Linked DNA regions of Homo sapiens: region 2 is linked to region 1. A link is an interaction called in ENCODE POLR2A ChIA-PET data of the cell type or tissue named here. Cell type or tissue: Caco-2. All regions are shown on one strand. Each heading gives the region's core, and the rest is flanking DNA. Links, peaks and the distances in the headings are about the cores only.

Region 1 (2,917 bases), core at 218-2,717:
CTCTGTCTTTCTATCTACAGGAAATGTTATTTAGCCCTGAAAAGGAAGGAAATCCTAATACATGCTACAACATGGATGAATGTTAAAGATTATGCTAAGTGAATAAGCCAGACACCAAAGGACAAACATTATATGATTCCACTTACATGCAGTATTTAGGTAGGCAAATTCATAGAGATAGAAGTAGAATAGAGGTTGTCAGGGGCTGAGGGGAGAGAGAAATGAAGAGTTACTGTTCTGTTGAACTAGAATTTTAGTATGGGAGGATGAAAAATTCTGGAGATAGGTAGGAGTGATGGTTGTACAACCAAGTGAATGTGCTTAATACCACTGAACTGTCCACTTAAAAATGATAAATCTTAGTATATTTTACCACAATAAAAAAGTTAAAAGCCACATATATTATTTTATTTATACAAAATGTCCAGAATAGGCAAATCCTAGAGACAGAAAGTAGGTTAGTGGTTTCTAGGGCCTGTGAGTAAGGGGAGTGATTACTAATGGGTATGGGATTTCCTTCTGGGGTGAAAATGTTCCAAAATTAGATAGTGGCAATGGTTGCACAAATCTTTGAATACACTAAATAACCAAATTGTGTACTTTTCAAAGTTGTGTACCTCTCAAGGGTGAGCTCTATTATGTATGAATTATATAATAAAGCTATCATTAGAAAAGCAAATATTCCAATAAAACAAAAAGGAAAGGAAAACCTTCAAACATTATGTTTCGTAGAGAATGAGCTCTAAATTCCTAAGTGCCGTGTTTGGAGACCTGGGCCCAAATCCCAGTTCTGCCACTTTCTAGCTGTGTAACCTTGGACAAGTTACTTAACCTCTCTGAGCCTCAATTCTCTGTGTACTTTCAGGACACTTATAAAGGAGTGAGGAAAGCACAATTAGGAGGGCAGAGAAGTCGAATTGATGCAATCACAACGGAGACTTCAGTCAATCCTATGGGGAGCTCTGCAGCTGGGATGGCACTTGAGAATTATCTGGAAATAGATGTGGGCTGGCTGACCTGAGGGAGAAGAGGCATAACCCTGGGTGGGGTATTTTTCTTTATGTGGTAGAGATGAAGGTGAACTACACTGTTTCTCTTCAGGGAACTACTTGCTGCCCAGCTGCCGGAAGTGCTTTCATCAGACAGCTTCCAACTGTCAGCTGATTCACGGGCTGTCTCAGCAGCAGAGATCTGCTTCATCTGAGGTCATACTTTTCTAAGGGCAGCCTGCAAATGACTGAGCAAGGTAGGAGCGTAAAGCTCCAGCTATTTCGGCCGGGCGCGGTGGCTCACGCCTGTAATCCCAGCACTTTGGGAGGCCGAGGCGGGCGGATCACGAGGTCAGGATAAGGAGCGGGCGGATCACGAGGTCTCTACTAAAAATACAAAAAATTAGCCGGGCGCGGTGGCGGGCGTCTGTAGTCCCAGCTACTCGGGAGGCTGAGGCAGGAGAATGGCGTGAACCTGGGAGGCGCAGCTTGCAGTGAGAGGAGATAGCGCCACTGCACTCCGGCCTGGGCGAAAGAGCGAGACTCCGTCTCAAAAAAAAAAAAAAAAAAAAAAAAAAAAAAAAAAAAATTCCAGCTATTTCAGTCGAACATGGAACTCTCCGACAGGCAATACCTGCTCCAGAGAGCCAAATCTGGTTGGCTGAGCTTTTATCAGGCCTGCATTGCAGTTTGATTTCTTCCTCTTCCCAGTCCTGCTTCTGTTGCCGTTCTTTCACAGATGTTGATCCCTAGTAAGTGTGTTGCATTTCTCATTCTATCTTGGTGTTTCCTTTCAGAGAACTCAATCTGTGATACTTTGGTTGAGGGCAGCTCATGGAGGAGGACATAGCTGTAACCTCTCAGCAGCCAACTCTCCTGGCAGTTAGAGGAATAAATGCCTTGGTCCTGACGGAAGGATCCGAGCGCTACATTTCCTCTGACTCTTGGATTCATTTCGTAGAGTAAATTCACCCTATAAGGGAACCGCTCCTCCAGGATTGTTTGGTCTCTTTTTTTGGGGATGCTTACAAGAGTAAAATTAGGAGGCAAATCACAACTTCTGTCACTGAAAGTAGTCCCCAGAACACAGCTGATCTTGTCCCGCTCCTCTAATCTCCATTATGGATTCTTAGCCAGAATCTCTGGTGGTCTAAGTGGTTTACCTGGGAATGGGTGGTGACTGTTTTTTTTTGAGACAGGGTCTGGCTCTGTCACCCAGGCTGGAATACAGTGGTATGATCTCAGCTCACTGCAATCTCCAGCTTCCTGGCCCAGGTGATCCTCCTACTTCAGCCTCCCGAGTAGCTGGGACTATAGGCACGCACCACTATGCCTGGCTAATTTGGCTAATTTTTATATTTTTTCTGTGGAGACAGGGTTTTTCCATGTTGCCCAAGCTGGTCTTGAACTCCTGAGTTCAAGCAGTCTGCCTGCTTCAGCCTCCCATAGTGCTGGGATTACAGGTGTGAGCCACTGTACCCAGCAACTGTTTTACAGAAAAGCCTGAGCCTAGTTACTGTGACGTTTCTCAGGCCTTGCCCACTGCGTTTGTTCATTTACTGTCAACATTGGGCTGGGAAGTATCAAGAGATGCCCCAGTGGTAAATTAGATGCTAAATGTCCTCTACTCCCTGATGTTACTTTACTTTGTGTTGATAAATCTGCTTTATTTTGTAAACACCATCTGTTGCTGAGATAGCACATAATGTGACATTAAAATCAGGTAATTATGTAGGTTGTTTTTGTTTTGTTTTGTTTTTTGAGACGAAATCCAGCTCTGTCACCCAGGCTGGAATGCAGCGACAAGATCATGGCTTACTGCAGCCCCTACCTTCTAGGCTCAGGTAATTCCCTCACCTCAGCCTCCCGAGTGGCTGGGACTGCAGGTGCACGCCGCCATGCCTGGCTAACTTTTTGTGTTTTTTGTA
Region 2 (2,917 bases), core at 145-2,644, 160 kb after region 1:
GGTGGCTGATGATTCTTCCTGGGTCTTCCAGGTTACCTGTTTTAGAAAACTCAGCTTCTGCAGGCGACACATCCCACCCTCACCATATGGTGTCTGTGGTGCCCAGCCGTTATCCTCGCTGGTTCACGCTTGGACACTTGGAATCACAGCAGTGTGAACTGGCCTCCACCATGCTGACTGCTGCCAAAGGTGAGCATAGATAGACCTTAAGCTCCAGCATCACCCGTCTGCCTGCCCAACCATGGCATGTCAAAGGCTTGGCCTGCAGTCTCCTGAGAAAGAGAAGCTCCTTGACCATTTAGAGTGATAGTGGTCCTCACTTTGATTGCTGCCATTAGAAAGAGCACCTGGCCAGGCGCGGTGGCTTACGCCTGTAATCCCAGCACTTTGGGAGGCCGAGGCGGGAGATCACGAGGTCAAGAGATCGAGACCATCCTGGCCAACATGGTGAAACCCCATCTCTACTAAAAATACAAAAAGTAGCCGGGCGTGGTGGCGGGCGCCTGTAGTCCCAGCTACTCGGGAGGCTGAGGCAGGAGAATGGCGTGAGGCAGAGCTTGCAGTGAGCCAAGATCGTGCCACTGCACTCCAGCCTGGGTGACAGAGCAAGACTCCGTCTCAAAAAAAAAAAAAGCACCTGGATCCAAGCCAAAACTTTACCCTAGTTACTAATTGTAGGATACCAAATATGTAAAATTAAATGATCTTTAAGGTACTTCTAAGTCTAACCTTCTGTTTGATAAAATCACTTCACCTTTCTACGCCTCAGTTTCAAATCTATAAAATGGGGATCATTGTCAATGACCTGTCAGCCTCCCAGGGCCACTGGAAGATCTAATGAAGTGATGACTAAGATAGAGCTGAACTCCTTACAGATATAAGAGTTGGTGATTTTTTTTTCAGTGCCCTGGTAAAAGATAGGCAGTCCAAAGTGATTCTCAGGCCTTTAAGCTCACATACATCCTGTTAGCTATGCAGGTTTCACCACAAACAGAAGTGAAAGTAAGCCCCTATATAAGAAGGAGCTATGATAAAATGCTAGCCACCATGAGCTCCTGAATATTTTAGACCAGGAAACTACATGGATTTTGAAGTTATTTTTTAATTAAAAATAACTTTATGTGGTATCTTCTTATTGTCCCCCCAAAAATACATGCTTATTAGAGAAAAGGTAAAAGTTACATATAAATTAATATAAAAATGATCAGCAAACAAATACAAAAATAGAACAAAGCATATGATCAGACAGTTCACAGAAAAGGAGATACAAATCGTTTTTAGACAACTAAAATACCTGGTATCACATTAGAAATACAAATTAAAATTAGCCTGAGATAACATTTTTTACTGATCTTATTGGCAAAAAACAAATCTGATAATGTGCATTCATGTGAGGAGTGTCAAGTGGGGAGTGGCGGTAGCCTGCATGGAGTATCAGATTCCAAGCAGGATAAGGAGGAGGACTACAGATCTAAGGAAATCAATGAACCACAAGCATAATAAACATGAAGAAAACTATACCATGGCACATCATAACCAAAATGCTTAAAACCAATAATAGAAAATCTACTTAAAAGCAATCAGAGTAAAAAAGATACATTACAAAGGACAAAAAAACAAGTATGGGAACAGATTTCTCATTAGAAACAATGTAAGCCAGAAAACAGTGGGAAAAAAAACCCTTAAAGTACTTTAAAAAAAAAAAAAATTATCAGGCCAGGCACGGTGGCTCACACCTATAATCCTAGCACTTTAGGAGGCCAAGGCGGGCAGATCACTTGAGATCAGGAGTTTGAGAACATCCTGGCCAACATGGTGAAACCCCTGTCTCTACTAAAAATACAAAAATTAGCTGGGCGTGGTAGTGCACACCTGTAGTCCCAGCTACTCAGGAGGCTGTGGCACGAGGATCGCTTGAACCTGGGAAGCAGAGGTTGCGGTGAGCCGAGTTGCACCACTGAACTCCTGCCTGGGTGACAGAGTGAGACTCTGTCTCAAAAAAAAAAAAAAAACAAAAACTGTCAAACTAGAATTTTATACCAATGAAAATATATTTCAGAAACAAAGATGAGGCCAGGTGCAGTGGCTCACACCTGTAGTCCCAGCACTTTAGGAGGCCAAGGCAGAAGGATCACTTGAGACCAGGAGTTTGAGACTAACCTGAGCAACATAGCAAGATCCTGTCTTTACAAAAAATTTTAAAAATTAGCCAGGTGTACTGGCAAGCACCCGTAGTCCCAGCTACTCAGGAGGCTAAGGCAGAAGGACTGCTCAAGCCCAGGAGTTAAGAGACTACAGTAAGCTACCATCATGACACTGCACTCCAACCTGGGTGACAGAGCAAGACCCTGACTCTTAAAAAAAAGAGAGATGAACTAAAAATCTTTTTCAGACAACCACAGTTCAATTAGAATTCGATAATAAAAAGATATTTTAAAATATCTTAAGTTTTTGGAAATTAAACCACATACGTGTATATTACTCATGGAGCAAAGAAAAAAATCACAAGAAAATTAGAAAATCTTTTGACTATATGAAAATGAAAGCACAAGTCAAAATTTGTAGAATGTAGCTAAGGTTTTACTTATAAATTTTTAGCAATAAATGAAAAATGCTTCAAATCAGTGATCTCAGATTTCACTTTTTTTTTTTTTTTTTTTTGAGATGGAGTCTTACTCCGTTGCCCAGGTTGGAATGCAGTGGCGTGATCTCCGCTCACTGCAAGCTCCACCCCCTAGGTTCATGCCATTCTCCTGCCTCCGCCTCCCGAGTAGCTGGGACTACGGGTGCCCGCCACCACGCCCGGCTAATTTTTTTGTATTTTTAGTAGAGGTGGGATTTCACAGTGTTTGCCAGGATGGTCTCGATCTCCTGACCTCGTGATCCGCCCACCTCAGCCTCCCAAAGTGCTGGGATT

Evidence for each region. Peaks named below come from ENCODE experiments on the same cell type or tissue, not always from the same donor. Only the 100,000 strongest peaks of a DNase experiment are listed, where the experiment ranks them.
Region 2: POLR2A ChIA-PET joins it to region 1 with 13 read pairs; 2 of 35 experiments call an interaction of 5 or more read pairs at or near these places.

Annotation. Positions count from the first base shown.
Region 1 is chr1:45,189,589-45,192,505 of GRCh38, reverse strand. All of the region lies in intron 1 of ZSWIM5 (zinc finger SWIM-type containing 5), which reads left to right. Among named protein-coding and RNA genes, the nearest start is that of ZSWIM5, 16 kb to the left of the region's middle. In Caco-2, for the core only: no CTCF peak of the experiment used is centred there; a DNase peak (open chromatin) is centred at 1,205; H3K4me3 peaks cover 855 bases.
Region 2 is chr1:45,031,584-45,034,500 of GRCh38, reverse strand. ZSWIM5 (zinc finger SWIM-type containing 5) reads left to right here. Exons shown (of 14, transcript NM_020883.2): 11 at 32-189. Among named protein-coding and RNA genes, the nearest start is that of UROD, 21 kb to the right of the region's middle. In Caco-2, for the core only: no CTCF peak of the experiment used is centred there; no DNase peak of the experiment used is centred there.